Regions from separate parts of the Mus musculus genome. Here regions 1 and 2 are each linked to region 3. A link is a loop called in an ENCODE intact Hi-C map of the cell type or tissue named here. Cell type or tissue: heart. All regions are shown on one strand.

Region 1 (5,000 bases), 120 kb before region 3:
TTCTATGAGCACACTCCACTTTATTCATAGAGGCAGGGTCTCTTCCTGAACCTGAAACATTCAATTCCATCCAGTTTAGCTAGCCAGCTTGTGCCAGGGATCCAGCTCTGCTTCCAGGGTACCAAGATTTTAGGTGGCTGACACACCTGAATGACTTTTACCTGGGTTTTGGGGATTTGAACTCTGAACCTCATGCTTACAAATGCTTTCTCCACTGAGTCATCTCCTCAGCCCCACCATCAGTTATTGCTGATAATGGAACAACAGGACTTTCTTCAGATCTGCATTGTGTGTGGTAGATGGTGGGTGGGAGTTTGGCATTCATTTATATTTAAGGTATAGCTGGACTCTGAAGTTAGACCTTTACTAGGGGAATCAAAATCACTGTCCTACTCCACAAATCTGACTGACTTGTGTGTTTGACTGACAAAGTCAGGATTTACACAGAAAAGACAAAGGTGGCTCTCATAGATCTGAAGTCTTTATTTCACTTCTGACAAATGGCCTGCTCATGTGATAATTTTGTCATTGTTCAAGGAATAACCTCTTTCTTTGTTCATTTACAGACATCCGATTTACTTCCTGTCCCCACTCAAAATTCTGACTGTTTTTGGTGCACATTTGTGATCCCAGAGTTTGGGAGGCAGAGATAGTGTTATTCCTGAAAAATTACAGGAGAAAGACCCGTCTCACAATTTTGAGCCAAATTTGAAGCAAGTTTCAATTAAATGTTGGCCATGATGATAGACTCTGGCCATGTCCACTCTTGAGTTCCCTGGAAATGGCTGTGTCTCACGTTTTGTAAATGCTTAGAAGAGCAAAATTCTATGGCCCTCAACAGGACCAATCAGGAGCCAGGATAGATTCTGACATATTTCCTGCCCTTCCATTTCCCACCCACATCCAATCATTCATATCCGGTGCAAACAACATTGTTTAAGGGATCAAAAGTATATGGCTTGCTATTCCCCAAGAGCCACAGCCGCCAACATTCCAGGAAGCTATCTGTCCTTGGGCAAGTGGGGCTTACAGGTTAACATTGTCTCCTCCCATAGGAGGATTCCTGGGGTTCGATGGCCAGCCCACATACCTGAGCGGGTTGGTGATAACCCTGCCAATGAGGCCCTATTTCAAAAATCAAAGTAGAGTACTCCTGAGGAATGACAGCTGAAGTTTGCCCCCTGGCTCCCCCCATCCACACATGCACACATCCACACACATGCACACATCCACACACCCACACACATGCACACATCCACACACATGCACACATCCACACACATGCACCCATCCACATACATGCACCCATCCACACACATGCCCATGCCTCATGCACAACATGCACAGATACAGGTGGTGGCATTTCATTTGTTGTTTTGCTTTTTCGAAACAAGGTTTTTCTATGTAACCCTGGCTGTTCAAGAACTTGCTCTGTAGACCAGGCTGGCCTTGAACTTACAGATCCAGAGTGTTGTGACTCATCTGAACACCTGACTCCTGACATGTCCCCAGTGCGTGTCTAAGGAAGAGTCACTTCTCTACACTCCTTACAGACCGCATTGATGTAACGAGGTTTCATGCGAGGTAAATTAGTCTTTCCAATGGGACCTGTGAGTCCTAACTATGCCAGCACTCCCAACAGCAAGACACTAAGTTCACTCATCCTTGGTGGATGGGATTTTGCTCCTGGAGTGTCACCAAATTAAATAACCAGTGAGCAGAGTTGTGACGAGCATCAGGCTCTGGATTTAGGTGAGAGACCTTAGTGTATGTCTCCTGTAGGTCGCAGCTCCCTATGGATGAGTCAAGTGAAGGTCCTGAGACAACAAGTCCTCGGCTATGTGGGGGTGAGGGATGCAGCTGGAACCTCAGGGATCTCTGTAAGCAGTGGCATAAATGCTTGGCGGGAGAGAGCATGTTAGAGCTCACACGACATAGGAAGCCACTGAGACACTGTGGGTCCCCTTGGCACATCCAGATCTCCCCAGTTAACCTGTCCTGCTTAGACCACTTACCTGAATTGAATTGGGAGGAGAGAAAGAAGCCAGTTTCCCAGAGAGGGAAAAGGAAAAGCTCGACACTGTGGGCTCCTCACTTTCCTGTCTCAGGTGTGTCTGTGAGTTTCGGTGAGTGTCGTACAGGAAAGAGGGTGAAAACTCAGTCTGAGCTGTCATTCTTGCCAGCTATGTTGCTTTCCTGTCCTCTTTAGCTTATCTCAGGCAACCTATCTTATTTTGTTTGCTTTCAGAAGGCAAGCGATGTGTGTGTGTGTGTGTGTGTGTGTGTGTGTATGTGTGTGTGCGTGCGCGCGCGCGAGCACATGTGCATGCATGCGCACTCGTGTTTGCATAGACTCTCTTGGCAACAAAATAACGTTATATTTAAACATCCATTAAAATAATGCACTTAGCACAGCCTGCCCTGAGGGATGAACACTATTGTTAAAGAACTATTCCGCTAAGGCAGCAACCTCTGGATCTTCAGCATTCTGGCGCCATCTGCTGGTCATATAGATGTCTGCTGTGGAGACCTGGCCAACTTTGCTTTCTTCAAAAAGGCAACAGAAGGTAATCAGTTGAATGCCCACCATTAGGAAGGCGACCTCTAGTGCACAAACCTTGACATTTTCCCTTTTAATGGAATTTAACAGAAGTTCAGGATGTTCTTTGGGTAATTTACAATTAGGGGGCAAAAATCAAAAGTATTTCGAGCATATCAAAACTGTTAGCTATGAGCCAGGCGTGGTGGCACACACCTTTACTCCCAGCATTTGGGGGGCAGAGGCAGGTGGATCTGTGAGTTTGAGGCCAGCCTGGTCTACAGAGGGAGTCTCAGGACAGCCAGAGCTACACAGAAATAACCTGCCTAGAAAAACAAAACAAAACAAAACATCAAAACTCAAAACAAATAAAAAAAATAAAAAACCCAACCTAAACCAAATAACAAAACACTTCCAAAATGGTTAGCTATGCCCAACTCCTTTCACTCCAAGAAAATATCCTAACCATGTAAGAGAGCTAGCCTGTTGGTGGCAGCCAAGCCTGATGGTGGCAGACTAGATTGATGGTGCCAGACTACTTTATGGCTGTATCATTTTCCATTCATGTGTTGTGTTATACCTTCTTAAGAACACTAGACTCAGGACTGGGGAGATGGCTCAGCAGTTAAGAATCGGTGCTGTTAAGAGTGGGAGACAAGTTTGGTTCCCAGCTCCCACATTGGTCAGCTCACAGCCACCCGTAACTCTAAGATGGTACACACCTTTAATCCCAGGAGACAGAGGCAATCAGATCTGAGTTCAAGATTCAGCCTGAGACAGAGCATGTTCCAAATTCAGGCATGGTGGGTCATACCTTTAATATGGGACATACCTTCTGCTGGAGGCCTACCTAAGGACAACGGAGAAAGGAAGTATTCGTTCTTCTCCTGCTTGCACTTACTTGCCAGCGCATCTACTGGAACCCACTTCTTCAGGATTCCAGCTTATACAGGAGACCAGCTGAAATATCCAGCCTCTCGGGACTGAACAAGTACTAGAGTCTCAGACTTCCCATTCACAGCTGCCCATTGTTGGTTGGTTGTACTACAGACTGTAAGTCATTGTAATAATTTCCCTTAATATATAGAGACATTATATAAGTTCTGTGACTCTAGAGAACCCTGACTAGTACACGTGGCTAACTAGAAAGCTCTGGTATGTGCTTACTTAATGCTGAGGTTTTAGGCATGGCCACGGTGCTCTGCTTCTTATGTGGGTGCTGGGAATGCAGACTCAGGTCCTCATGTGTATGCAGCAAACACTTCATACACTCAGCTGCTTCCCTAACCCTATGCTTGTGTCTTATTACTAACTTGTGAAAAGCTTTGAGTTTATTTTCTATGTTTTCAACCACTTTCTTGAGTATGCTCAGCTCGTGGCTTTAAACTGGATTTCCCCCTAATATGTAATGACTATAAGTATTCCTTAAATAGGACACACTTTTGTTATACTTTTTGTTATCATATAAAATATTTCAAAAAAATTTTTTTGCTATTTTTATCTTTGAGCCATTGGTCATTTTGACGTGTATCTCTTGATTTTTATAGATGGTAATATTTTATGTATTGCTAGCCAATCTCGTTTTCTTGTTTGCTTGCTTGTTTGTTTTGGTCAATGCAGCCTGTACCCTTTGGTGAGAATTTTTGTTTCAGTGTTAAAAGTTTGGGGAGCATAAAACTCTAAATCTGCTAAATGTCTTGTCCCTTTGGAAAGAGTTGAAGTTCCCTCCATAATTCCTTCCTCCCACCCCCACATCCCATGTCCACCCTGAGTTTCAGGGGCAGCTCGCTGTTAGCAGCTAAGGCATGGTGTCTCTCACTTGGGATGCTTTATAGTGGAAATGGAAAGCAATTTATTTAGATCTTAAATCATTTTGAAGGTTAATAAAATGACCATATTAATATTCCCATGAACAAAGCCTTCATTTTTAAAATATTGCATCCTATAATACACATAAATCTTGTTCTCGTTTTTATTTTTTTATTTATTTATTTTTTTTTCTTTCCATTTTTTATTAGGTATTTAGCTCATTTACATTTCCAATGCTATACCAAAAGTCCCCCATACCCACCCACCCCCACTCCCCTACCCGCCCACTCCCCCTTTTTGGCCCTGGCGTTCCCCTGTTCTGGGGCATATAAAGTTTGTGTGTCCAATGGGCCTCTCTTTCCAGTGATGGCCGACTAGGCCATCTTTTGATACATATGCAGCTAGAGTCAAGAGCTCCGGGGTACTGGTTAGTTCATAATGTTGATCCACCTATAGGGTTGCAGATCCCTTTAGCTCCTTGGGTACTTTCTCTAGCTCCCCCATTGGGAGCCCTGTGATCCATCCATTAGCTGACTGTGGGCATCCACTTCTGTGTTTGCTAGGCCCCGGCATAGTCTCACAAGAGACAGCTACATCTGGGTCCTTTCGATAAGATCTTGCTAGTGTATGCAATGGTGTCAGCGTTTGGATG
Region 2 (5,000 bases), 73 kb after region 3:
CTATAAAAATATGCAACACCATATAGATATTAGTGATGGGAGAAGCGGGCATGGAGAGAGGAAGTCTGGAAACAATGTGTTTGTTGCTTGATTTCCTTCCCAAGCTCTGAAAACCTGAAGCTTATTGCAAACGATACAACAACAAAAACTGATTTAGAGTATGTAGAATACTTATCCCCCTTGTCAGTATTTAGTATCTAAGAAAGCATGGGTGACCCCTACATGAATAAGCTGTTAGGTGGCTGGTGACTTCTTTGCTGCCAGTGGGGTTCCTTCCTGGCTTGTGCTTTACAGTGGTCATAAAAAGCCGTGCTTTTTAGGAAGTTGAAACTGTAGTGACATTCCTGCAGACCTTGGACACAGAGGCCCCGTGCCAGGTGTTCCTTGAGCAGGATTGTCACAGCAAGTGCTGGCCAGAGCCAGAGATTACACGTGAGGTGCCTTGCTCTACAAATGAGCTTTCGATAAACCTGGTTAATGATTGAACTTCCTCAATTCCAGGTCAAGGTTTTAAATGGCATCTGTGACAAAACAATGCGCTCTACTACAGACCCTGTTATGAGCCAGTGTGCCTGCCTGGAGGAAGTTCACTTACCAAATGTTAGACCCGGGGAAGGCCTGGTAAGCATTCTCTTGGTTTTCAGTACAGTATACTGGCATTTACTAAAGCATTAAACTGTGTCTTCCTGTTCTTACTGTAGCTCTGAATAATGGCGTGATATGATATGTATGATGGTGTGTCATATAGTTAGGGATTTGCCACCTTAGACTTTGTTAAGATGGTTATCTTTCAAGTATAAAAATAAATATAATTTTAAAAGTGTACCCTCTCATCTTAACAGATTCATTTTTAGGCCTTAGGAATGGAAGGGAATATAAAACGTTACCACAGAGGAGAGAGAGTCTGTGGGAACAAAACGTCTATTCTGGAAGTCTCTGTCAGCACTTAAGATGGGTGTGAGGAGAGGCTGGTGGAAGGAAATGACTCCTAGGAAAATTTCAAACTTTTTCCTCTGTCCTCGAGTAGGGTATAGAATAGCCAGCTCTCCGGATGCCTGCAGGCACCTTCTCACAAGGCAGCCGGAATCCCAGGTGGTTCATTTGCAGAGCTACAGAAAGCCATGAGGCTCATGGACCAGCTTAGAGCCTTGGAGTCAGAGAGCTTACAGTAGGCTTTCTCATAGGTAGGCCTGCTGAGTGAATGACTCTGGACTTTGATGCCAGGTGGCTGAGTGTAGAGCTTGTGTGAGGGGCGACTGTAGCTACTGTTGCCATTGCTGCTGCTAGTGATGGGCATAAAGCTGGAAGCAGAGTGACCGATGTATACATTGTAGCAGGGAATTTTAAGGCAGTCTCTTAAACAGGAAAGAAGAAAAGAAGTCCCTGTTAACAAGCCTAAATTTTCAGTGGTTAGTACACTGTGTAACTTGGCTTTCAAAGTAAAGGATGGATTTGTATAGTTTAAGTCTAAACCAGGAGGAATACCTGGATGTGCCAAGGATTGAATCAGATCCGTGCATGAGGGGGAGGAGACGGAATTCTCCTTTCTTACCATAGAGCTACCCCAGCAGTGACTGGGGGTGGGATGTGCAGTTCTGTGGGCAGAAGCACTCTTAAGTACAGATCGAAGGCCTTGGGAAGAATGGTGGGGACATTGAGGGGTGTAGGTTACAGAGCAGATTCAGCATAGATGTCGAGTAAAACTACTGTTTTCCCTGTGTGCTCCCCTCCACCCCCGTCTCGGTCTCCCTTCATCTCGTAATAGTTTAATAGGAACATTTATATTTGGGCTGTCGGACCATAGAGAGAATTGTCCACGGTATTGTCCAAGTTTGCCTAAAGGTGTCTCTTAGGAAAAGCGTATTCTTCCACCCTCTGGCTTTCCCTAGCACAGAGCAGTTCCACTTACTGATCCGATCTCCCAGTCGTCCTGGTTCACACGCTTCACCTGCAAGCCCCTTCTGCTTTACAATAGGCTCTCCTAAGTTGTCCCATGAGTACCACTGATTCCAGATGGGACCAACTGCATTGTTTCTCTGGGAAAAAGCAACAGTCACAGAAGAATAGCCCTTGTTTGTAATGCCTGGCTCCCTGAGCAGGTCTGAGAAAATTCCTCCATCCTAGAACTGTGGCAGAATCCTGTGTGCCCAGTACATAAGTTTGTTATAACATCAAAGAGTCACTTATCTACCTGTCTGATCTCATCTACATTCAGTTGCTTAGTGTTCTCTCTCTCCCTCTCTCCCCCTCCATCCCTCTCTCCCTGTCTCCCTCCTTCTCTCTCTCTCTCTAGACACACAAACACACAGACGCACACACACATATATTCTTTCTTCCTCTCTCCCTCTTTCCCTCTCTCTTCTTTCCCTCTCTCTCTCTCTCCCTCCCTTCCCTCTTTGGATTGAGTTTCCTGCTGTTACGGAAGCCTACACAGGCGCACAATGTTAAGTGTTTTAAAGTTCATGTCTCACGGCAGCTCGCCGTGAAAGCTGGAGTAGAGTTCCCATGTCGGTGCTTCTCCCTAGGGCATGTACATCAAGTCAACCTACGACGGACTGCATGTGATTACTGGAACCACAGAAAATGTAAGTGTGCATCCGTGAAGCGTACAAGCCCTGTGTGCTTAGACACCTTTGACAGAGCTCTGAGCTTTGGGGTTAAGTGTGTGCACGATGTTAGCGTGATGCTATCTGGTGTGAGAGCTGACAATGGCCGGTTGTATTTATCCCGTCAGCCGATTGGCTCTGAGCCTAGCCTTTAACGGCCCGGCTCCTGCTTCTTAACAGGCTGTTGTCAATTTATTATTTAAATTGCCCTTTATTGCTCTGGTTCTAGTGCCATGTCAAGTTTTTGTGTCTTTGTTTTCTTTCCTTATTATTTATTTATTTTGCCTTCACTCTTGTGCTAATTATTCCTCTTGCACCATAGAGGTGCGAATCCAAAAGTATAAAAATAATGTTCTCTCTGTTGTTGTGAGTCACTCACAGAAGAACTGGGGTTAGTGGGAATATGTAGTGCGTGCAGTGCGTGTCAGGTATGTTTCTGTACATGCTTGTGTGTGCACTCTCATGTGTATGGGTATGATTTGTGTGGAGGAGAGACACCCACACCGAGTGTTTTCCTCAGGTGCTCACCAGCACCTTATGCCTTGAGAGCAGATGTTTCCTTGAGCCTGGAGAGCACTGATTGGCTGGCCAGCAAGGCCCAGGATTTCTCCTCTTTCTGCCTCCATAGCTCTAGGGTTATAGGAGCATGCCACTGTGCCTAGCTTTTTAACCTGGGTGCTGGAGATCTGAAGTTAGGTCTCAGGTGTGCATAGCAAGCACTTTGCCCACCGAACCATCTCCCCAACCCGGGGCTTCCTCATTATCCTCTCAAACAGTGTGAGTTTGAAAAAAGCAGAGCTAGGTGACGATTTTTCTTGCAACCTGAACTATGGGTAGCTTTTGCATGACATTGGCATGACGCAAGGAGCATCTCACCAACTTTCCTGTGCTTGCAGAAAAGAAGCTTGTATCTGATCAAGGAGAAATTTGTCAGTAAACCCCCCCCCCCCATCTGCTCAGAGTGGTGAAAGTCTTGTAATTTGGTGGTTATGTTGTCCAGCTTGACCAGACCTTGGCAGTTCCAGACTCTCCCAGGTCTTCTTGAAGCCATATGACTCTTTGATAAATGTGTAGTGTGCTGGCGTGATGCTGCCGGAAGGCCTGGGTTGCTCTCGTCTTCTGTCCTTTTTGTTTGAAGAGTTGGATGGGAGACTAAACAGTGCTGCCTTTGAATAAGATTGCATGTCCATAAACAAGGACTCCTAGGCCATCTCTTATAAAATGATGCCCCAAATGAACCCTCAGTTCATCAAGGTTAAGATGATGGTGCTGATGAGTTAGATGTATTTATTTCCTCTGCAGATTACTACCAGAACCATAAACCTGGGTGGCAGACCTATGGTTTCTTTGCATATAGGCTGCTCTGGTGTTCTCATCCAGAACTGAAAAGAAACCACCTTAGAACAGAAGTGGCCATAATCAAGTTAAAGATTAAGAAAAGTAGGAAAAAAATGCTCATTTAATTCAATTTGGCAGCCCATTTAGACATTACCTATTCCTTTAGTTTTCACCACGCAGTTACTGAGGACCTGGAACTACTAGACCCCGGGCTGAGTCATGTAGCTGAGAAACAGTTACAATCTTATTTCTCAAGGGTGCGCTCAGGGTGCTCTACAGTGATCCATGGGTAGCTCCAGGCCAGCTCTTCAAGTGTCAGTGGAGTTAATTCTGACTTCCCTTAGAGGCTTTGGATAAAGGTGAGCAGTGGTGGTCAGAGATCACCCACTGCTTCTCTACTTAAGCTTGCTCCCAGCCTGCACTCCAGGTTGACAGAAAGCCAGCAGGTTCTTCTTAGCAGAGCCCTGCATTTTCTTAGATGCATGATGATGGTGCTGATGAGCATGTCCGCGGGGTCAGGCCTAACTTCAGGAGTCCACACACAGGTGCAGGAAGGAACACTCATTGTTTTAAAAGCAACTGAAGAGGAAGAGGCTCTGGGTTGGTGTCGTCCTCCCTGTGTTGAGCTGGATGCTATTCTTGGGGGAGGCTTTGCCTGTTCTTATGGCAACATACGAGATGCTTTTTAAAAAATACCCAGCATAGTTTTCTGAGCTTTCACCTGATGAGCCAAAGACAGCATTTCTGCAGTTTAACACCGCCTGCTAATTTCTTGTTGAGCCTGTCGCAGCAGCCAAGTGAGAAAAATCCAGCAAGTGTGTTTGAGTCTGGTTGCCTGGCCTCATGTTCAAAGGTGCTATTTTGCCCTCAGGTAACTGTAAACTGAAGTTTCACCCACTCATATACGTTACAAAATTAATTATAGTGACCTAGATAATGTTTAATTAGAAACCAGAGATTTATCTTTTCTGCTTCACTGTGTGAAATGTATTAAACAGAAAGTTTTCATTCACTCAGTGAACAAGAATGTTCTTGGCACCATGTTTGGCTTACATC
Region 3 (5,000 bases):
TGTGATTCCAGGGGTTATGCAGCCAGATTCATCGTCTTTCAACTTCGTTACTACTGTGTCCCCTTTGGAAGGCAGCACTGTTTATAGATGAATTACTTGCTTGGTCATCTAATCATATAGCTATTTTCGAAACTGTAGGCACAGTTCCCACTGTGCAGAGGTCAAGATGGTTAAGGAAAGACAGATGTCAAAGATCATTTCTTAAAAAGAGGGCAGCTACTCTACCAGGAATTTTCTCATGGCCGGTGTCAAGTTTCTGGGTTGGGTAATTACTCTTGGTTAAAAAAAAAAAATCGCTATTTTTGATAGTTGTACCTCTCCATTGCATAGACGAATTGCTCAGGAAGGCTAAGACAGTGTGTACGCTGTACACCCAAAACACTCACTATACAACAGATAGCTGGGTGCTAGCAGTGATTCTCACGTGTAATAGAGAGCAGCTATCCTAACAGAGGAAATATGAACGCAGTGGTTGGTGCAGGGAAAGCAACTGCGGGTATTTACTGAATCAATAAACACTAGCCACTCCCTTACTTCAGAAGATAAGTAGTTGGAAGGGGAAGATCAGATCCAGCTCAATATACCCCAATAACAAGCAGCTTCCTCCTTGGATAGGGTTAATAGTTGCTCAGGGGAAGATGGAAATCAATAACTATAATTGAAAGAAGACTTCACTAGGGCCAAAAGAGTGTCTGCATGTGTGTGGGAGGGAGGTAAACACCGGTTATAGGGTTTTCCCCAGACCCGCGCTCTGCTTCCAAATTGAGGCTTGTAGTACAGAAAGGGCTTTCCTCTCCCTGTCAGAGGCTGAACTAGGCAAGGTTCTCTCTTTTTTTCTTTTCTTTTTTGGCTCGCTGACAACTTTCGCCTCAGGGTTAATGACTAATCTGAATCGAGCGTTAGGTCATTTTGAAAATATGACTATTACATTATGTCAAAACACAACTCAAAGAGCTGCCATTCTGGTGTTATTAAACCGAAGAGTTGATACACTGTAGCGGCCTTGGAGCAGTGGCACACCGCCATCCATTTGTCCAAAACACACACAACTGGCCTACTTTAGGAAACTTAAAAGGCTGAATAGCTAAGGCGAGATTGCGACTCGAAGCTTTTAAAAACGAGAACAGACACATCTCAAACCAACACACAAAGACAAAAAAACCTGTTTACAGGATTCAGCTGCCACTAAGCTGGGACCTCTTCGGAGCCAAGCGGCTCTCCAGGACTCAGGCTGCAGCTCCAGCCCACCCCTTGAAGAGGAAAAGTAGATCCCTGGCGTCCGGAGCTGGGACGTAGGAGGGAAAGAAACCGGAGTCTACGTCATCGCGGCCCCGCCCCTCTCACGTGTTGCTCCCGCTCCGCCCCGCCCCCTCTCTTATTCCGGCAGCGCCGAGCGGAGCAGAAACTTTGCAACCCGAGCGCGCACGCTCCGCTTTTTTCCTCCGCCCGGGCGGCCCGCGACGGTGGCGCAGGAGGTGGGACCCACTGGCGGGAAGGCTCGAGGCGGGGGCGCACGCGGAGTGGGGACCTCGGGGACGGACACCGCTCGCAGGAGCCGCGGAGGGCCAGCCGACCTAGAAGTTCCCGGCCAGAAGAGTCCCACGCCAGGGCAGCCCCGGCCTGGGGTTTGAGGTTGCAACCTGCTCCCGCTGCTGCGGTGGTTGCGGAGAAGCAGCTGTAGCAGAGAGCGGCGTCGGGGGAACTGCATCTGGACAGCGGTAGCTGCGGGGAGCAGCCGTACGGGACATAGCTGTCCCGTGCGCAGAGACCCAGGGCCGCGCTTCCCTCGCAGAAACCGCAGCGCGATGGCCCGCTGACTGCGGCCATGCAGGCTTGAGCGGACTCCCGGCACACGCAGGGGACAACCACGGGCGCAGGCTGCAGGACTCCTGTCGATTGCCTAGCCCAGCGGACAGCGAAGCTGCTTACCATGGAGCCCGTGACCAAGTGGAGCCCCAAACAAGTGGTGGACTGGACTAGAGGTGAGCGAGCCGTGGAGGACCCCCGCGCCCTACAGCCGGGGAGATGGGGCGGGCCAAGAGTTGGGCACTGGAGTGCTCTGCCCCTCCTGCCGGCGACAAAGCAAACTTCTACTGAGCGGCTTGTGCGTCTCTTTCTGGTGCGCCTGCTCCGATCGGTTTCTTTCGGTGGGGGTGCGCGTTGACTGCAGCCGACTGGACACCTATATTTAAGTCAGGGAGCTATGGGATGGCCTTTCCGTGGAAGATTGGCTGGGAATGTGGGGCTTGGGATTTGGCGCCAGGGCACTCTCTCTGCCAGTTCGGGTACGGTGGACTTGCTGCCTGTAGCCAAGCGCAGAGGCACAAGGCGTCTTTGTGTGGGTGACTGCCCCTGGCCCTGGATCTAGTAAAGGCTGCGGGCCCAGAGCAGTTCGCGGGCGTGACCTGGCAGTTGGGCAGGTAGACGAAGGCTCCTGCGGCCAGCCCAGCCTGTTTGTTTGGGTTGGAGAGGGCGAACGGGCTTTCGCGCCTGCGAGGACCCTAGCGCCAGGACTCCCGCAGAGGCAGGGACTCAGCTCTGGAGGCGCCAGGACCCCCAAGGGCGCAGCGTTTTGAGGCCAGTTAAGCACTGAGAGGGAGCCGAGTGTCTGGACTACAGTCTGGTTCTGTACAGTACTCGGGAAGAGGAAACTCAGTGGGTGCTGGACGGTGTAGCAGGAGTGGAAGGGTCCCTGTTACTTTATCTTGTCTCTCCCGTGATTGCTAGGGATAGTTGCTAGAGTTACTCAGCTCTCTTTGACCTCTTTCAATAGTACAAAGTTTACCGAAATCAACCAGTGGAATCTCAGGGGTCCCACCTCCTCACTTCAACATCTGTTTCAAGTTATCCACCCCTGCTCCCAAACCCCCATTGGTCTTCCAGGTGAAGACTTGGCTAAGCACTCTCTCTCCCTTTGTTTTTGTTCGTCTCAGTAGACGTGAGTAGTCAGTGATGCTGGTGTGTTCAGATTATCTTTCAAGCTGCCCTACCCGTCTGTGACAATGGAAACCCCATCCTGTCATTTCTCAAGCCAGTGTCTTATATAGGTCACTGGAAAGGGGCTGTCCAGGTAGTGAAGAGTCTGGTGTATGTCTGATTATCCCTGGCTTCTGGAGGAAAACACAGAATACTGTCTTAGGAAGTAGGTTTTTTCTATCGGCCAGACTTTTCCAGGACTCTCAAAGTAAAGCCATGGGAAAAAGGATGACTACATAGGCCTGAGTGACTCTGGCTGAGTGAGCAGTAAAACATGGTTAGCAGCAGTAGACTTAAGTTATTTTAAGCCCCTTCCCTTAACTTGAAGTGTAACTTGTACTGAAGACGGTACCAGGTGCTCCAGCTAGCTTGCTGAGAGGAAGCAGATGGCTTGCTTGACTACCATGGAGGGGTCCTCAGAGCCTGCTGAGCCAGTAGCTACATTTACTCTCAAGTCCTTGACATGTGGCTGATTGTTATTGCCAGGTACTAGGTATGCAATGCACAGGGTGTCTGGAGACTCAGTGTGAAGAAGGAGTAGAAAATATTAACGATTTTCCTACTTATTACATATCGATGAGATGGTATTTTGAATAAAATATACTACTAAAATTAACTCCAACTGTTTACTTTTTATTTTCTGAATTAGGGCTTCTACGTTTAGTGGTAACATGGCTCAGGCTTATGGCTCATATTCTATCTTTGTTTATGGTACTGTTCTAGTCTCATGAAGAGGTGTCAGAGGATCACGCTGGCTTTCCTGTGGCTCTGCCAGACTTGATAAGGTAACAGAAAAATGGTTAACAGGCACACAGGAGAGAGAGAGAGGCCCTCTCTCCCCTTTGTTTTTTCCTTCATTTCTCTTAGAAGGGAGAAAAATGTTAATTCTCATCCTATTATTGTCATTGATTTAAAAGGAAGAAATGTTAAAACACATTTTGGGGTACCTTTGGCTTTAAGGCTTGGTTGAGGATACTTTCATCTAGGAAAACTCTTGTGCTGCCCTGAACGAGCAGTCGTGGTGGTCGAGCTCAGGACCCCGGATGTTCACTCATTTTAGGTTACATACTGTGATGGCAACATCCAAGATTGGCCTGGATGCTTTGCATTAGAATCTTTAAATACATACATACATACAAGAAGTAGGTAAGTTAAAAGGTGGAAATTATTTGTGTTTCGATCTCCAAATAAATAAATAAGTGTACTTGCTGAACTCTTGAATGGAAGAGGCCATGTTCTTCCAGCTTTCATGACTTATTACGTGAAGGTTTCTTGCTATCATGCTGCATGGGTACTGACCTTGTAATAAGTGGTTGACAGTTGTCTGCTTCGCGGGTTGTTTTTAGCTGTCTCTGCTAGTCTCTCAGCATGGCTCCCACTTTGTAAACTACATCCCCAGGAAAAGCAGCTTGTCCTACACATGTCACCCTTGCCGTTCTGTGACTGTCAGTGTGGCAGTGAGGAGCACTGTCAAAAGCACCAGCTATAATCAGCCACATCTATAGACCGTGCTTATGTCAATATTACAGAGCCATGTCCAGAATGCATGCACGGTGCTGGGTAAACACAACCCATCTGGCTTTTATTATTAACTTTTGGCTACATCATCGAGGGCTTTACCATGACATGAATAGGTGCCTAGTAAATATTAACAGTCTCAGGCACAGAGTTGGGTATTAGGTAAGCATCGGCTCATTTTAATATGTACTATCACCTCTGAGGCAGGAACCGCTATCTCATTCGCCACTTGAGAAAATCAAGGCATGGAGATGCTCAGCCGCTTGGTGAACAGTGTTTGACCAAGGTGCTTAGATGCTGTTTTATACATTTTCCCAGGATTTTCTTCCCAGGGCAATGCGCAGAACACACCAAGAACCTTTGGCACACTTAGGAGTAGGCCCACAGTGTCCTCATGATGTAATTTATTAATATCCTGTGCTGGTGGAGGAGCCATCAGCATACAAGTATGTTATTCTACATGGTCTCAGAAAGAAAACATGAGATGACAGGTATCCTATTTCATT

The links. A loop is a pair of places that touch in the nucleus more often than their neighbours do. Peaks named below come from ENCODE experiments on the same cell type or tissue, not always from the same donor. Only the 100,000 strongest peaks of a DNase experiment are listed, where the experiment ranks them.
Region 1: a loop joins it to region 3, with 2.4 times the contacts of the local background. A loop is called at or near these places in 3 of 42 quality-filtered maps.
Region 2: it touches region 3 in a loop (3-fold over the local background); 6 of 42 quality-filtered maps call a loop at or near these places.

What each region holds. Positions count from the first base shown.
Region 1 is chr10:7,331,056-7,336,055 of GRCm38, reverse strand. No RefSeq gene overlaps it. Among named protein-coding and RNA genes, the nearest start is that of Cnksr3, 120 kb to the right of the region's middle. In heart, a CTCF peak has its summit at 2,517 (motif pointing left); a DNase peak (open chromatin) is centred at 2,505.
Region 2 is chr10:7,135,940-7,140,939 of GRCm38, reverse strand. Cnksr3 (Cnksr family member 3) reads left to right here. Exons shown (of 13, transcript NM_172546.2): 6 at 502-621; 7 at 2,526-2,585. Among named protein-coding and RNA genes, the nearest start is that of Cnksr3, 74 kb to the left of the region's middle. In heart, no CTCF peak of the experiment used is centred here; no DNase peak of the experiment used is centred here.
Region 3 is chr10:7,208,614-7,213,613 of GRCm38, reverse strand. It overlaps Cnksr3 (Cnksr family member 3), which reads left to right and starts at 1,377. Exons shown (of 13, transcript NM_172546.2): 1 at 1,377-1,982. The coding sequence starts at 1,931. In heart, a CTCF peak has its summit at 2,081; DNase peaks (open chromatin) are centred at 793, 1,343 and 2,073; H3K4me3 peaks cover 3,241 bases; H3K27ac peaks cover 2,542 bases.